2 separate regions of the Mus musculus genome follow, and region 2 is linked to region 1. Evidence: chromatin contacts called from ENCODE Hi-C or POLR2A ChIA-PET data. All regions are on one chromosome and are shown on one strand. Each heading gives the region's core, a stretch centred on a gene start or an enhancer-like site at or near the end of the contact. The rest is flanking DNA. Distances are from core to core; before and after follow the strand shown.

Evidence for each region. A loop is a pair of places that touch in the nucleus more often than their neighbours do. ChIA-PET counts read pairs that join two places held with the same protein, here RNA polymerase II (POLR2A).
Region 2: a loop to region 1 is called in a map of heart, with 6 times the contacts of the local background. The contact joins the promoter of Skap2 here to the promoter of Cycs in region 1. A Hi-C loop is called at or near these places in 1 of 37 maps with a recorded cell type or tissue (heart). POLR2A ChIA-PET finds 5 or more read pairs at or near these places in 1 of 5 experiments (embryonic stem cell).

Annotation. Positions count from the first base shown.
Region 1 is chr6:50,562,601-50,570,525 of GRCm38, forward strand. Cycs (cytochrome c, somatic) reads right to left here and starts at 3,969. Exons shown (of 3, transcript NM_007808.5): 1 at 3,816-3,969; 2 at 2,892-3,068; 3 at 1-2,785. The coding sequence starts at 3,060. The coding sequence ends at 2,637. 5430402O13Rik (RIKEN cDNA 5430402O13 gene) reads left to right here and starts at 4,043. Exons shown (of 3, transcript NR_027892.1): 1 at 4,043-4,422.
Region 2 is chr6:52,007,769-52,015,693 of GRCm38, forward strand. Skap2 (src family associated phosphoprotein 2) reads right to left here and starts at 4,781. Exons shown (of 13, transcript NM_018773.2): 1 at 4,567-4,781. The coding sequence starts at 4,633.

The sequences.
Region 1 (7,925 bases), core at 2,719-5,218:
AAAATGAATATGTAAGTGTAACGGAAGACAGATGGTGCCCCTGCCCACCTAAAAAAGACAACTTAAACTCAACAGATGAAGCATGGTAAAATCAAAGGGATTGTCTAAATCAGTGTTCAGAAAGGCATCAGAATTTTATGTGCATTAATTCTAGATTCTCAGAAGGCAAGTGCTTAAACTGGCTGGTACTAGTTCTAGGTCAATGCCATAAATACAGCAGCCATTAGCTACTTCATCAACCCACATGTACTTCATGGGTTTGAAAGCCACACCAGGGTAATGGACAAGTATGTCTAAAAGATCCATTACAGGAAGGACTATGGGGTAGAGCTTTTCTAAGCATTCTGAATGCAGGTGGAACTGAGAAGAAATTCATCTGATTTTCCTTTATGGTATCACTGAACTAGCCACCTACAAAGCAACTAAGAGCAAGCAGATCAGCTAGAGTGGTCCCACTTCCTGACTTGTAAAATCAGTGTACAGAGACTGTCCCCTTTCTGCATCTCACAGGTTTACCTTCTCCATCACTGGGTATCTTACTTGAGTCTAGCCTTAGAACACAGGAGGTTCCATCTGTGTAACACAGGCCTTAGATGATGTATTAGGTATAGATACAGAAATAACAACTCTAAGTTTGGTCATCAGTAGGGACCCTTTACTTGGGCTCCCAGAAAAGGTTGCCTGTCAGGAAATAAGTCATCATGGCTTCACCACTTCTGGGTTACAGAATCTGAGTTTATAAACTATAGGACTCACACAACCTGCTGCACTAACGAGGCCCCTTTGAATTTATATTGAAAGCCCAATGTTATAAAATCTTAAGCCAAATGTCTATATATTCATCTCAACGGCTTATTATGACTTTTTTTTTCTATCATTTCCAGAATATAAGAAAACAAGTCCAGGGCTTTATTTTTATTTTTTGTTTTTTTGAGACAGGGTTTCTCTGTGTAGCCCAGGCTGTCCTGGAACTCACTCTATAGACCAGGCTGGCCTTGAACTCAGAAATCCACCTGCCTCTGCCTCCCAAGTGCTGGGATTAAAGGTGTATGCCAACACCACCCGGCAATTCCAGGGCTTTATTTCTTTACACATTAGTTAAAATGTGCCCTGGAAAGTTGTTACAAAAACTTGGGACTCATCAAGTGTTATTACAAAGCTATCTCTGAAGGACCTACAAAGTAAAAAGCTTATCAGGGCTGGAGAGGACTCAAGAGCACTGGCTGTTCTTCCAGAGGACTCAGCCTGGACTGCGCCCACTGCAGATCCCGCTGTAACACCAGTCCCAAGGAATCCAACACCCTGGGTTGGCCTTCAAGTGTAGTGCACAGATATACATGCAGAGAAAACACCCATACATACAAAATAGGTCCAAAACAACAAAAAAAAAATTCCTACCCATCAGCCCAAAACTCCAAATTACAGAAAACTTTCCAAACTTGTTTCCAGATTGTCCTCAATTTCTTGTATAAAGTAAGATTTGTCACAAAGTGCTGCCTCTGACCTGAGGCCCAGTTAATCATCTTCTACACGTCTGAAGTCACGATGAGGTCTTTCTCCAGCCTTTTCACCCCCACAAAGACACCACTATCACTCATTTCCCTGCCATTCTCTATAAAATTTAGGACCACTCAGCTAATACATAATTATTCACCTTTATAGATCTCATTCTGGCCAAAGAACGAAGGGTAAAGCGTGGCTGTAGTCGGAGTTGCCCGAGATATCAAGGTAAGAGCACCTAGTACCTTCACTAGACCATGGCTTTATACCAGGGAACATTTAAACAACTAAAGATATGTTAACTGTCATTAAACAAAGCACAATCAAAGGATCACGATCTGTGGTTGTTTTAATTATCTTCTTTCTGCTGATACAAACTATTTCCTTTATTTCCATCTTTCCATCTAGTAAGTTAGCAAAGAGTGCCATTCCTAATCGAATTCCAGTTATGTGTGTTTCTGAGTGGGTATTTAAGGACAATTCTGATTTACAACTTAGTCTTAGAAAATAGAGAATTTAAAAGGCCTAACTTGCTTGTTTCTAAAAGCATTTTAATTTGCAGATCAACTATAAAGAAGTGTTAAATACTCTTTATTTGATATCATACATAAACCACAGTAAATGCCTTTCAATAGTAAAAGGCAACATCCTTGATGTAGGGAATTCTAATTAAAACTGCACTGTCAAGAATAGACAGTTGCCTCCTGGTGGTTAGCCATGACCTGAAAGAGGCCAGTGAACACAAACTGAAACACATTTGAGTCTTCTTGTTTCTGAGACAGTGATAGAATTTTCCCAGTGTTTAAGCATATTCATATGCCCAGTTATATAAATCTAAGTATAAAACCATTTAGTAGGTTTGAGGTGACATGCCCCTATTTATGGAAAGTAAAACATTGCTAATTAAGTCCAATCTTATCTTGAGAAAGGGAGAGCCGTGGTAGCATGTATACAACTGGAACTGTTGCTTTAATAAAGACCGTACCCACTTTATGACAAGTCAGTTTTACTTAAATCAGGACTGTCCAACAAAAACATTGCTAGCCATTCATGATCTGAATTTGGTGTGTGAATTAAATTATGGTGTACATTAAAAGCCATGAGACATTTGTTTTGTAATAAATAAGGCAGTGGAATTACTCATTAGTAGCCTTTTTAAGATAAGCTATTAGGTCTGCCCTTTCTCCCTTCTTCTTAATTCCAGCGAAGATCATTTTTGTTCCAGGGATGTACTTTTTGGGATTCTCCAAATACTCCATCAGGGTATCCTCTCCCCAGGTGATGCCTAAACAGAAAGAGATGCAGAGGTTAAGTGTTTTACACACCTGGTAATTCTGCACTGGTTAACCCAAGCAACCTGTGCTGTGGCTGACAGCAGCTCCCCCCGTTACCTTTGTTCTTGTTGGCATCTGTGTAAGAGAATCCAGCAGCCTGGCCTGTCTTCCGCCCGAACAGACCGTGGAGATTTGGTCCAGTCTTATGCTTGCCTCCCTTTTCCACAGTGTGGCACTGGGCACACTTCTGAACAAAAATCTTCTTGCCTTTTTCAACATCACCCATTTTTAATTCTAAAAGGGAAAAGATCCAACAGTAAAACGTACTACGGATCCCAATGACCATTCAAACCGCTATTCTTATGTCCTCTTAACACCAGGCAGGGTGCTAACTCAGTCCACTTGCAATATTCTTCAATAGCAAATACATCACCTAGGAGACTCTCCTTTAAAGCAAGTCTGTGCTCAAGACAGGTCCATGCCAAGGGAAATGGAAACCCACAGCTCAAACCCCAGTTTCCGAAGAAGGCAAGGTCAAAAAGTCACAAATATGAAACCGGACTCATTAAAGCAAAACCACTACAACTCTTAACATTTCAGAATGCTAAACTGCTGTCAGTGCTGCCGATTAAAGTCACTTCCAAAGATAAGGGAGGCTGGGGGTGATCCTAAGTGCTTCCGCCTGCTCCGGTCTCATTAGGAGGTTAAGTCTCTTCTCTCTTGCTTTAGTCCGGCACGGGAAGGCGAGGGAGGACTGGGGAAGGAACCGTCTCACTCTCACGTTGAGATCCCAGGGGTGACTACGACTTTACAAACCCACCCTCCCAGATGCTTAATCAGGAAAAGAACTGGCCCAGTCCTGAAGGAACAGCAGCTTCTGCTCTCAGAAGGGGCGGCGGGCGAGTTCCTTCTAGAACTCCGGGCCCCGGTCCTACACCCACGCCGCCTCCAGCCGTGCCACAGTTCTGCATGGCTTTGTAGGTTAGGCCTGCCCCGGCCTCCTCGCCCCGTTCCCGGTCCGCATCCCCGTCGCGCGCTCACCGTTCCGGGCTGGTCAACACCACGAACGTTCGGACTCGAAGACAGACGTCCCGCGCTCTAGCCCAAGGACACGCCGGCCCGCGCCTATGTACCGGTGTCGGTGCAACCACACTTGTTCCGCCCGTCCGCGGCCCGACGTGCGGTAGCGCCGTCTGCTGCGCCGTGACGTAACCGCACCTCATTGGCTCCAGGACAGGTTTGTGCGCGCGCATGCGAGCTAGCATGGTAGGATGTGCCCAGAGGGCGCCCTTCCTTCAGAGGCCTCGTTTGCCCGACACTTACGACAGGCCTTAGGACGTAAGGCGTGGACGTGCGTGACGTCACCCTCTGGCCTGCGAGATGGCGAGGGCAAGTAGCGGGGCCGATGCTCCCTTGGGATCCGGGTGTGGCTCGGCTCAGGTAACGCCCGGCCCTAGGACTCCTTCGGCCTCCGCCCACGGGGAGTGCTGAGACTGCCGGCCGGTGTGCTGGCGACCTTTACCCAGGCTTGGTCAAGGCTTCCTGGCTGGCGCAACTGCACTGGCCTCGCAGTGGACGCCTGCTGGTGACCTTTACTCTGTTAAACCATCTTCCTGCTCTCCCAGTGAGAGCCTCAAAGCTGGGGAAGGTACGCACAAGTGGCAGACAGGATCACATCTTACCCAGAGTCCCTGTTTTCTTCCCCTAGTGTTTGTAGAAAACGAGGAGGGTGTGCAGGCAAGCTTTAAGGGAGAAGCAGGATTCGCCTGAGTAGAGGATTCCCGGGAATCCGCTAGACTTGGCATCCCTTCTGACCATATTGGAAATGGAAGTCTCCTTAGCATACTTTCCTGGTGTACTTCAAAACGAACTCACAGACACTTTAAATTCTGCCACTGGACGTTTTCTTCATTACTCCCCTCTCCCAAATTCAGATGAATGTCGGTCCATTCCCTATGTTCTGTCTAGCCTTGACATAGTTTATCGTGTGTTTATAGATGCCTGGTGTGTGCCGGGCCCTTCTCAGTATGAACTCACATATTCTGGTTGAGCTTGTTTATATTCTACCACTTTTCCTTCCGCCATCAGATTAACATGAGATGTTAGAAGGCTGGTCTAAAGTCTCAATAGATCTCTTTCCAGCCACTGGTCCTATCTGCTCAAAGATGTCAGTTTGTGTGAGTATAGTTGTTAGGTATTCCCAGGGATAGTTGATTCCAGAACAATCCCCAGAACCCATACAGAATTCCATGGGTGTTTAAGTCCTTCACATGAAATGATGTAATATTTGTATATAATCTACACAATCTCCCCAATATTTAAATAATTTCTAGATTATAACTTATACTGCCAAATGCAGTGCTGTATGGTGTCACTTAGGGAAAATGACAAAAACGCTAGTCATTCTGTATTGGTGAGAATATTGTAAGCCTAACTACATAGTATGTGATGTGATCTGCTGATTTCTGAAGACATGGATATGGGAACCATAGATAAGGAGGTCTGATGTATTTTCATTGTTATTAAACTGTCCTAGCTTTTGGGGGTACTCGTTCAGCATTTAGACTTAGTCCTTATGTAGGTTTATTTTAAGTTATTTGTATATAGGCTTATTTATCAAACTCTTAAAGTTTTTAAAGACCTGATGTAGCAAATCTGTAGACATTCAATATGTCCTTAAATCAAGTCCTGATACTGCCTTCCTTATTTCTCCAAAGAAAAAGTAGTTCTTACTGAAGTCATTGTTCTCTCAATATCGTTTCTTTGTGGAACAGAAGATACCATTTTTCGTTTATAAACGAGTTGGCTGTGAGTTGCTCTTGTTTGTGTTTTATGTGTGTATGTGGGGGAGGGGAGTGTTTGGTTTTGGCTTGGGTTTCTTTTGGGGGGCAACTTGGAAACTAATGCTAGGTACCAGCCTGTTAGTTTACCTGAGTTCAAACTTAGGTCAGGTTCTCTAAAATGGAGTCTGAATTTAAAAGACTCGGCATCCCAACCCTATCTCAAAGCCATTGCTCTATCTATTCTTATCCTTTGGGAAGGAGAGTGGCTGGTAAGAGTTGTAATTGTTTTAAAGCAAATGCCTCTCTTTTCAATATAGTGGATTGCGTATTTTTTTAAAAAAACTATGAACAAATCACTATTAGGATGTTCTTCACGTACAGGGAATAAGTGGATCGGATGCTTTAGATTGAAGTGCAGCAGCATTACCTAGGCATTCCTGCCAGAGCTGCCCCAAGCCACCTTCTCTGAGCTAGGCTTTTCATTTGCTGAGCTTCTAGTACAGCCAGAGATGGTTTCCTTTCAGTCCATAGCCAGCCCTAGACTCAGCGTGGACAGAACACATTGTCCACCTCCAAACAACAGACTCCTTGTGGCCCCGCCCCCCGTTCCATGTTTTGATTGAGGAGGAGGAAATTTTAGTAGAAGCTTTAAATAGCATATATTATATATTTTAAGAAAAACTAAAGGGCCTAGGTTCCTACTCTCATTTTTGCAAGGTGAATGAATCTCTCAGAAGGTCTAAAACCATCCCAGGGAAACGGAAACGTTAAGAAGATAGGATTTTTCCAGACATTGGCGCATGTCTTCAATCCCAAAATTAAGGAGGCAGAAGCAGGCAGATCTCTGTGAGTTCTAGGACAGCCAGGAGTAGAAAGAAAGTTCCAGGGCAGCCAAGGCTGTTACACAGAGAAACCCTGTCTTAAAAAAAAAAAATCAAAGAAGGAGGAGGAGGAGGAAGAAAGGGAGTAGGAGGAAGAAGAGGAAGGGGAAGGAGAAGGGAGACGGGAAGAAAAGAAGAGGGAGAAGAGGAAGAGGAAGAAGAAACAACAAGAAGTGTCTCTCTGCTTACAATTTGGACACAATTTTAGTTTAGTTTATTCTTCAAAGATTCATATTCTGGAAGCTTGCTCCACAGTTAACAGTATTGGAAGGTGGTGGGACCTTTAAGAGGAAGGGCCTAATGAAACATGACTTCTCCATCAGGTCTCTTGCACCGTCATTCTTCATGAAGAGTTATCTTGGGCTCTGGTTGTAAGGGAACATTAGTTCTCTCATGAGTGGATTAGTCCCTAAGAGAGTCAGCTATTATGAAGGAGCAAGCCTGGTCCCTCTTGCTTCCTTCTTTGCTTTGAGACATCTTGTGCTTCCCACCATTTGACACTCTCTTCCATGAGGCTATCGTGTGTGTGTGTGTGTGAGAGAGAGAGAGAGACAGACAGACAGACAGACAGACAGACAAACTAATAACAAAATGCCAGCCACTGTATTCTGAAGGCAGGCCAGGGAGTAGAATAGAGAAATGTCAGATCGATACATGACTTTTATACTGGCTGGGTTTGTGTGTCAACTTGACACACACTGGAGTTATTACAGAAAAAGGAGCCTCCCTTGAGGAAATGCCTCCAGGAGATCCAGCTGTAAGGCATTTTCTCAATTAGTGATCAAGGGTGGGAGGGCCCACTGTGGGTGGTGCCATCCCTGGGCTGGTAGTCCTGGGTTCTACAAGAAAGCAAGCTGAGCAAGCCAGGGAAACAAGCCAGTAAGTAACATCCCTCCATGGCCTCTGCATCAGCTCAACCTTCCTGACCTGCTTGAGTTCCAGTCCTGAATTCTTTGGTGATGAACAGCAATGTGGAAGTGTAAGCTGATTAAACTCTTTCTCCCCAACTTGCTTCTTGGTCATGATGTTTGTGCAGAAATAGAAACCCGGACTAAGATAGCTTTCTTAATTAGATTTATAGTTTAATTTCCTCCTTTTTATTGTGATAAAACACACCACATAAAGTTTGCTATGTTTTGTTTGGTGGTATTAAGTACAGGTATATTATGCAACTGACCAATATCTGTACATAGAACTCCTTCATCTTGCAAATCTGAAATTTTACATGTGCTGAGATGGATATTTGTCAGCTTGACTGGATTCTATAATATCCAGGTAGCCAGTACTATTTCTAGGTATGTCAATAAATTATCTCCAAGAAACTGGCATTTCAAAATTAGTGGATTAAAGACATCCTCTTTCATCCAAAATGGGTAGGCAGATGCAATTGGTTGAGGGCCTAGAGGAAACAAAGAAGCAGAGAAGGGCATTCCTGCTGTCTCCTCAGGAGCCAGAGCTCCCTTCTTAGCTGTAGGACAAGCAATTCT
Region 2 (7,925 bases), core at 3,531-6,030, 1.4 Mb after region 1:
AATGGTCTGACCAAACAGCTACTGAGGAAAATATAAAAATCAATTCAGCCGGGCACATGCAGATCAATGGAGCAAAACACCCAAAGTTGGAAACTGGCTAATTGAAAATTTATTGATTGTTCTAGCCAATGCCTTCCCCTGAATTACCTTGCACTTTCGCATGTTACTGCTGAACTGTGGACTTTTAAACATGACAAGAGACATGAAGAAGCACAGATCACCGAGTGCAAGGGGTGAAGCAAATCTGAGTTTTATAATCCAGTCTGCTACAAAATTCTCAAAACTGGCGATACAAGCTAAATGGTTTATTATGATAAAAGGCTGGGCTGTTGAAAGAGAAGCCTGGCCATCTTTCACCCTCTTTAGGTTTATCTAATCAAAATCTTTTCACCACACACTTCAAAGAAACCACAGTGAGTAACACAGCGTCTGAGATTTACACTATTCCCACCCACCACTGGGTAGCACCTAATGTAATGTGTTCAGAGTGTGATTGGAAGAGAAACGTAAGCTCAGTAGGATGAAAAAGATAGACTTGGCTTTAATTGAAAAGGACAAACTAAATAAATAATGAGGATATAAAACCTAGCCTGTGCCACTTTTATCACCCATATATGACACTTAATATTCAATTTATGGGCAACAACTGAACTGTGTTTCAAACCACCAGAGCCTTTCCCTCCTCTTGTGTCCTTACCTTCTCTCTACAAGCACTTCAAGGCGAGAATCAGCAGAGATAAACATAGTCGGAAAGTTCATTTTTTAGTACAGTTAGATGTTTTGAAAGAAACTAATGCTGATTAAGATTACATTAACAATTTAAAATGCACATACTTTCAAGAGCCTTACTTAGTAATCCAAGGAAAAATACTTTCACTGGAAAGCCATGCTAACATAGCCCCCAACAAGAAAAGAAGGTGTTTTACCCTTAAGTAAATAGATAAGTAATTTTCCTAATGCTACTTCTTCATTTACAGATACTATTTGACCCAGACAAAATCTCTATAACATCTGGACCCTTGATTTGCAAATGCATATCCGTATTTGTAGAAGGAAGGCTCTTAGAGGTGCCGTAGGTTGATCTCACTTCCAGACCCAATGTTCTCTTATCGACTTGATCCTCATTAGTTGCTGCTGCCAAAATAGGGAGGCTTGTCCTGGCTCTGTGATAATCCAGGTACTTAGAAGAAGGTGGCTACTGGTGACTCAGTAGGTGGCACTCTTCCCTTTGCATACTCAGCCAGGGCTCCAGGAGGAAGCTATGAACACCAGATATACCATAAATAATTCTTACAAGGAAAATAAAGCTAAAGTGGTGACCAAATTATAAACAGGAATTGGAAAGGTGAGAAACAAGCCATAGTGCACTTGGCATTGAAAAACCCTACCTTGGTTTCAACTGAATTGCATTCTTTATCAAATGCCCCAAACAGTGTGATCTATTACACTGTGTGAAGGAGGTGAAAGGAAAAAAAAAAAAATGTCCTGGAAATCCCCAGTAGGGGGAAAAGGCAATATTTCTAACCAAAACTGCCATCTGAACAAATCTCAAGGTCACCTTGCTAAAACCATATAGTCACTTTCTTATGGCTTGTTCAATTTGGTTTTAATTTTTCAGTGCCCCAACGGTTATTTTCTTCTAACAGTGGTTTCATTTTCTAATTTATTAAAAAGGTAACACTTCCCGCTTAAAATCTGTTGATATGATATGAATGGATGAAAATGAGTGCAAATATCTGATTGCGAACTCCTAGCAGCCCCGTCCTTCCAGGGTGATTAGACCAGCAAGCGCTGCAGGCAGCAGGCAGCACTCCCAGGGCTGTTCACCTTCTGCCTGCCAGAGGAGCGCCCACATAAATCAAGGCCATGCTTGCTATTAGTTCTAGTCAAAATATTTGGGTATAAGGTAAGATTAAATGGCCAAGGCTTGGGGCTATCCTTTGGTTTGAATTATCCAGGATAAACCTGTTCTTTCATTGTTTGAGAGTGGGGGGTGTCAAAGGTTGATTCAACAAAATTTTATATAAACTGTACTAAAAAGGAATAATTTAACATTTATTTTTTAAAAAAATAAAGGCATTTAATTTTTAGTACATTGATTCCATAAAAAATATAACTGTTCAAACTATTATACTGTCATTCTTTCAAGGATATTACTAACTAAGAGTTGGGAGTAGTAACTTTATTTTTGCATTTCCATTCAGTTACTTTTTTAAAGGAAAGGCATGAAAAGAGGACAAATATTGAAATGGTAGTGAAAAGCTACTGTAATCAAAAAGCCAAACAATGACAAAGAAAAATCATGATTACAAAAAACCATAAATTTGAGCACCTATCTCAGCAAACACTTGTGTGGCATCTGATGATTTACATGACGAGCATAGGAAACATAAAGTGAGATTATTTTCTTTCTTGTAAAAGCAAAGGACTTGAAACTCCTGTAAAGGTTGGTTTCTAACTAATTCACACTGTGCCATGCATTTTAAGAGCCTTGACTGCTTACAGCTACCAGGATCCATATCTCTTCTTCAATTTAAAAAAGAACGCACTATCTTTATATCTATATACCATAGAGCTATGACAGCAATACCTCTAAAATCCAAGTCAATGCAATCACTTTGTTATAACTTTATACTTCTAAATTGTACCATGCACTTTCTCCCAAGAACACCTGAGTGATGGACTTGCCGTCATCCTGCCTCCCCAGAAGATTCAAGGGACAAGTGACTACTGAGAGCCTCTAAGGATGTTAATTACACAAAAAATCTTAACAACTTTCTTTGAAAGCTTGTTTAACGTTGTTTTAAGCCATGAAGACTAGCTCACTTTCCTCTATTCCTTTACCATAGATCACACCCACGAGCTAAAAACATCTCCTAAGAATAAAATGTAAAGCTAACTTGTAATCTGCAAAGTTATTATTTTGATATTTGTTTCTAATCCCTCATGTATTTTAGAAAAAACTAATTTCAAACATTATGCTAGTCCAACCTCTAATTTAAAAGATGGCAGAACTACACAGGAAGTTAGGATTAGCAGGTAAATGTATAATCCTGCTCTCTTTACAGGATACAGGAGAGAGCGAAAACAGTCTGTAATCTGTGAGGGTCAGTGGGTGACGGCTGTTGTAGTCATACAACATAGGATGTTGGAAGAGTGACTGTGGGTCCAAGCTTTAGAAGCAAAACCGGGTTGTTATTTTTTTTAATTACAAATATGGACAACCTAAAAACGATGACATTTCTGGAACAAAACATTTTTCTGATCTAATTATTAAGATATTTTTCTAAACATGCAATTCCTGCATTGCCCCTCCCGCCACCCCATAAAATGTTAACTGTAATGAGACCAAACTGGTACTCCTCTAAGCTCTCATATAAGAAACTAAAACATTTCCTTAAATCAGCATCGACAGTTCTTTCATCATTTCTCTTAGTGCTATCCATGAATGATGAGAAGCATTTCTCAGAGTGACATAGCACACCCTCACCCTGCATCATGTTCATACAAACACAAGTCTCCATCCACACATAATGCAAACAACCCAACAGCTTAACAAGGTATTCTATGATGCTTGGTCTCATACTGTTGCAACTGTAACTTACTAGTTCAAATGTACCTTTTAGAGGACATTGTTTTTAACGATTAAAACACACAGTTAACAGCACAGGCATCTAAGCGAAACTTTTTAATCCATGATCTATATTGAAAGGAATGTTTTAGAGACAACCAAACTAAAATTATTCCATTTCCAGATGTTAGCATCTACAAGACAAAGTATATGGTGGTATCTAAGACCATCAGGATAGGTGAGACTTGTGATACTCTAAAAAGATGTATTTTTTATTTTGTGCAGAACTATCGAGCTTTTCTTGATGCTTAGTGGAACTACACACCTCCAGACATTACTGACCTAACTGAGGAACTGAGGAACCGCATTTCAACTCCTACAAGTAAGTTCCTATAAATGGGAATGTAAAACCAAAAAGGGGAAGATGAGGTTGCAAAGATGAAGTTCCTTGATCACATGATACAGGAAGTAGGAGTTTTAACACAGCCTTCCTTTTTCACTTTTAATAGTTACTGAGGCTTTAGAAATAGTGGCTATTTGAAAATCGGGCACCCTTCAAAACTATAAACATGTTTGGCCTGACTGTTCAAGAAAATGGGGGTGGGGTTGGAAATAGTGCCTTTTGGCCTCCTAACTCCCAACACCTGCGGCCCTGCAGATGCACCTGCATCCTTACTGGCCAGGCCACCCAGGCAGGACCTAGTGCTTGGACTTCTGCTTTCGCAGTTCTCAAACATGCATTCATCAACATTTGCTGTCCATCTCCCGCCCTCACATTCCGGTCTTCATGAAACGCATAACTGTCCGGCTGTCCAGGGAGGATCAGCACATTTCAGCATACACGCCCACTCCCTTCTAGTCCCGACATCCCAGTCCCCCTATACGGCCCGCCCCCCACCGTCCGCATAGGGTGAGGGCTAAGCGCTTCTGTCCCTGTCGGCTCGCCGTCCCCGCGCCCCCGCCCCTAGCGTCACCGCCCCCTTCCCGCTCTTTACCTGCCAACAGGTTCCTAATTTCCTCAGGGAGAGGGCCGGGAGAAGAGGTACAGCTGGGGTTGGGCATGATAATGGCTTGGACCTAGACTCGCAATAGCGGTCCGAGTAAGCACCGAGAGGCTACGACTCCGGACACGGCCCGTCCGAGACTGCCAACAAGGAAGTCACTAGCTCTCCAGCCAGCGGTCGCTGGACGCCGGGCCCTGCCCCCTCCCCGCCCGGGAGAATTGGGCGGGGCTATGGGTGAAGGGGCGGGGAGACCGGCCTTAAAACCTGACTGCGCTTGCGTAGACCTTGCTTTCTGACTGTCCGAAGAAAGCGCCTCCGGGTAGACCACGCCCACACACAGCCGGGAAGGCCACGCCCATACGCGGAAGCGAGCAGGAGGCGAGGCCTCCGAAGGAAGGGAGCGAATTGGAGCTGTGTCACCTGACCGGCCCTTGAAGCTCGTCCGCGCCATTTTCGTTACTGGTATGTCAGCCACACCTCTCTTTCTCCAGGATTCCGGAAAATAAAGCCTCCGCAAGGCTTACGCACTTTCCCTTTAAGGGGTCATCTAAATACTGGTCTTTTCCACCAAGGTTTAAACCCCCGTCTGGTAACCCACCAAGAAGTTTCTACCATTACCCCCCAACTAGCATGGCTTTCTTTGTCCCACTAGATGAAGGTAACGGAGTCCCATTTTCCGCCAATCCTTCCTGAGAGTCTTAGTCCTAAAACGGCGGAGCGTTCTGATTGGCGCTGACATTACTTTCCTACTTATTCTTGGTGTGGTTGATTTCTCTCGCTCTGACGGAATTAGTTCTAGATAATATCCTTTTAGGGTCAGGCACCTGAAATGTGCCAGAAAGCCACCTGTACCGTTGCCCGCTCTAAGTATTTTTTAATTGCAAATAGTGGTTAGAACAGGGAAAATATAAAATTTACTTCAATCTAGTCAGCAAAGGTTGAGTCTTTCAATATTACACGTTTACACTTAAAATCCAAAAAGTTCTGGGTCCTTTAGTCTTTAAAATGGGTGGTGTGTGTGTGTGTGTGTGTGTGTAGAAATGATAATTACATTCAAGTGCCATCAACCTTTACAATCCATTAAAACCTACTGTGTAGACATATTTGTCATGTAGATGACGCTACCAGAGCTACTTAAATACAAAAGAGGATGATACGAGTCTTCAGAGAGGAACTGACAAGGGAAAACATTTTGAATGTAAAGTGTGTATTTAGTTAAAAATATGCTTGGAAAGGTGGCTAATGATACACATCAAGTTGCACCTTCCACTTTCCTTTGCCAGGCACATCATTTTCAAAATGACATCTGAATATCACCTACCTACATTGGTAGAAACAAACAGTGGTTTGTTTGTTCTTATTTCTCCTAAGTTGTGCTCAGAATGTTGTGTCAAAGCTCCAATCAGGAGTATGTTTGTAGGAGGCACAGTATGGTGTGGGGGAAGGGGGTGTCTCTGTGAGACATGCTGAGATACCAGCACAGGAAAGTATAGTATAGAATATTTTGGGCATGGGGAGGGGAATTGAGTGGAGACAGAGAAAAGCAGAGAGAGGGGGAGAGGAGGGGAGAAGACAGGAGAGGAAAGGAGAGGAGAGGAGAGGAGAGGAGAGGAGAGGAGAGGAGAGGGGAGGGGAGGGGAGGGGAGGAGAGGCAGGCAATAAGCATGTGGAGAGCACAGGGAGGGGCATGGAGAGAGAGGGTAAGGAGCAGGAGCAATAGAAGAGAAGGGAGCAAGAGAGAGAGGGAGAGAGAAGGGGGGCAAGCAGCCCCTTTTATAGTGAGTCAGGCACACCTGACTGTTGCCAGCTAACTGTGAGGCGGAGCCTAGACTAAATGCCAACACATGTACCCTGCAGCTTTCTCCTCCTCCTTCTTCTTCTTGTTCTTCTCCCTCTCCCCCTCTTCCTCTTCCTCTTCTTCTCCATTTATCTATTTATTGTTTTGTTTTCAAGACAGGGTCTCTCTGTCTTAGAACTCACTAGACCAGGCTGTCCTTGAACTCACAGAGCACCACCTGCTTTTACCTCAATGAGTGCTGAGATTAAAGGCATGTGCCACTATCCCAGCTTTTTTTTCCCCTCCAGCTTTCTTTAGACCAATGTTCTTTATACTTTAGTCGGCCTTAGAATCACAGAGAGAAGCTACTAAAATGTGGAGCCTAAAGTCCTACCAAAGAAATTCGGATTAAATGGAAAACAGCATTTAATTTAATTTTGGTTTTGAGAACTATATTACTACTGTTTCCTAACTCTTAACAAAGTAAAATTTGTAATAAGTGTCATCTTCAACTAGAATAAAATAGTTCTATTAATATTTCATCAAAAAGTGTCAGGGCTGGGGGACAGCACAGAGCATCAGAGCATGTGCTTAGCATGTACAGTTAGCAGTACCAAGTGAGTACATACCTGTGTTTTTCAGATTGTACTATGACATTTATGTCATTCTCAAAGAGATGATATAAAACATTGATTTTAAAAAGGAAAATTGAAATCTATAGGTACCTATATCTTACAAAACAGCAAAAACAAAAGCTTAATAAGTAAAACATGCATAATGATAACAAAAAAGACATCTCCAAAGTGTCTGTTTAATCAAAATGGAATCCAAAGTCCCTACCCAGATGAGCAATGTGATAAGTTATTAGAAAAAAAAAAGAGTGCTGAAAATTAGAATTCTCTCTTGTGGAGTTAAAAATGAATTTCATTCTTCCGACTTGAAAGAATTAAGAACTGTTAATAAACTACAAGCTAATCCACTTTTCTAAATAAGAAACTATTGCATAGGCAGTCTGTGTTAGGAAGGATTATCCCTTCCTTTAGTCTTGTCCTACAGAATGTTCTGTCTTCTCACATGTTTTATTAAGAGGCTCTAAATGTTTCAATACTTTGTTGCCTTCAGAAAGAACTGACTACATTTATTTTTATTCTTCTGTCTTTTTTATTTGTACTCCATTCATTCCACAAAGGAATTGAGGTGATTTGCTCTGTATCAAATAGACAGCTCTCTCGAGTAGATCAAATGGGCAGTGTCTGCTCTGCTCATTATGACAGATCACTCTTGTTAGCAAGAGACAAAAAAATATTAAGATTGCCTTAAATGTAGAGCATCTAGGAGTCCAAATCAAAAAGGCAATACCAGAAAATGGACTTTTTTAATGAAACACACTTCCTCTAGCAAACCATTCTGAGACACAGGCTCATGATGTATTCGCTTAGGCAATGTTTTGTATATGCCATGATTTCTACTGTTTATTATTAAAGTTACTGGATTGATTGTAAGATGGAAAGAGAAATAAAGAGAGGCTGAAAGAAATTGTTCCTGTTTCTCTTGTTTTCATAGCAAAAATTAG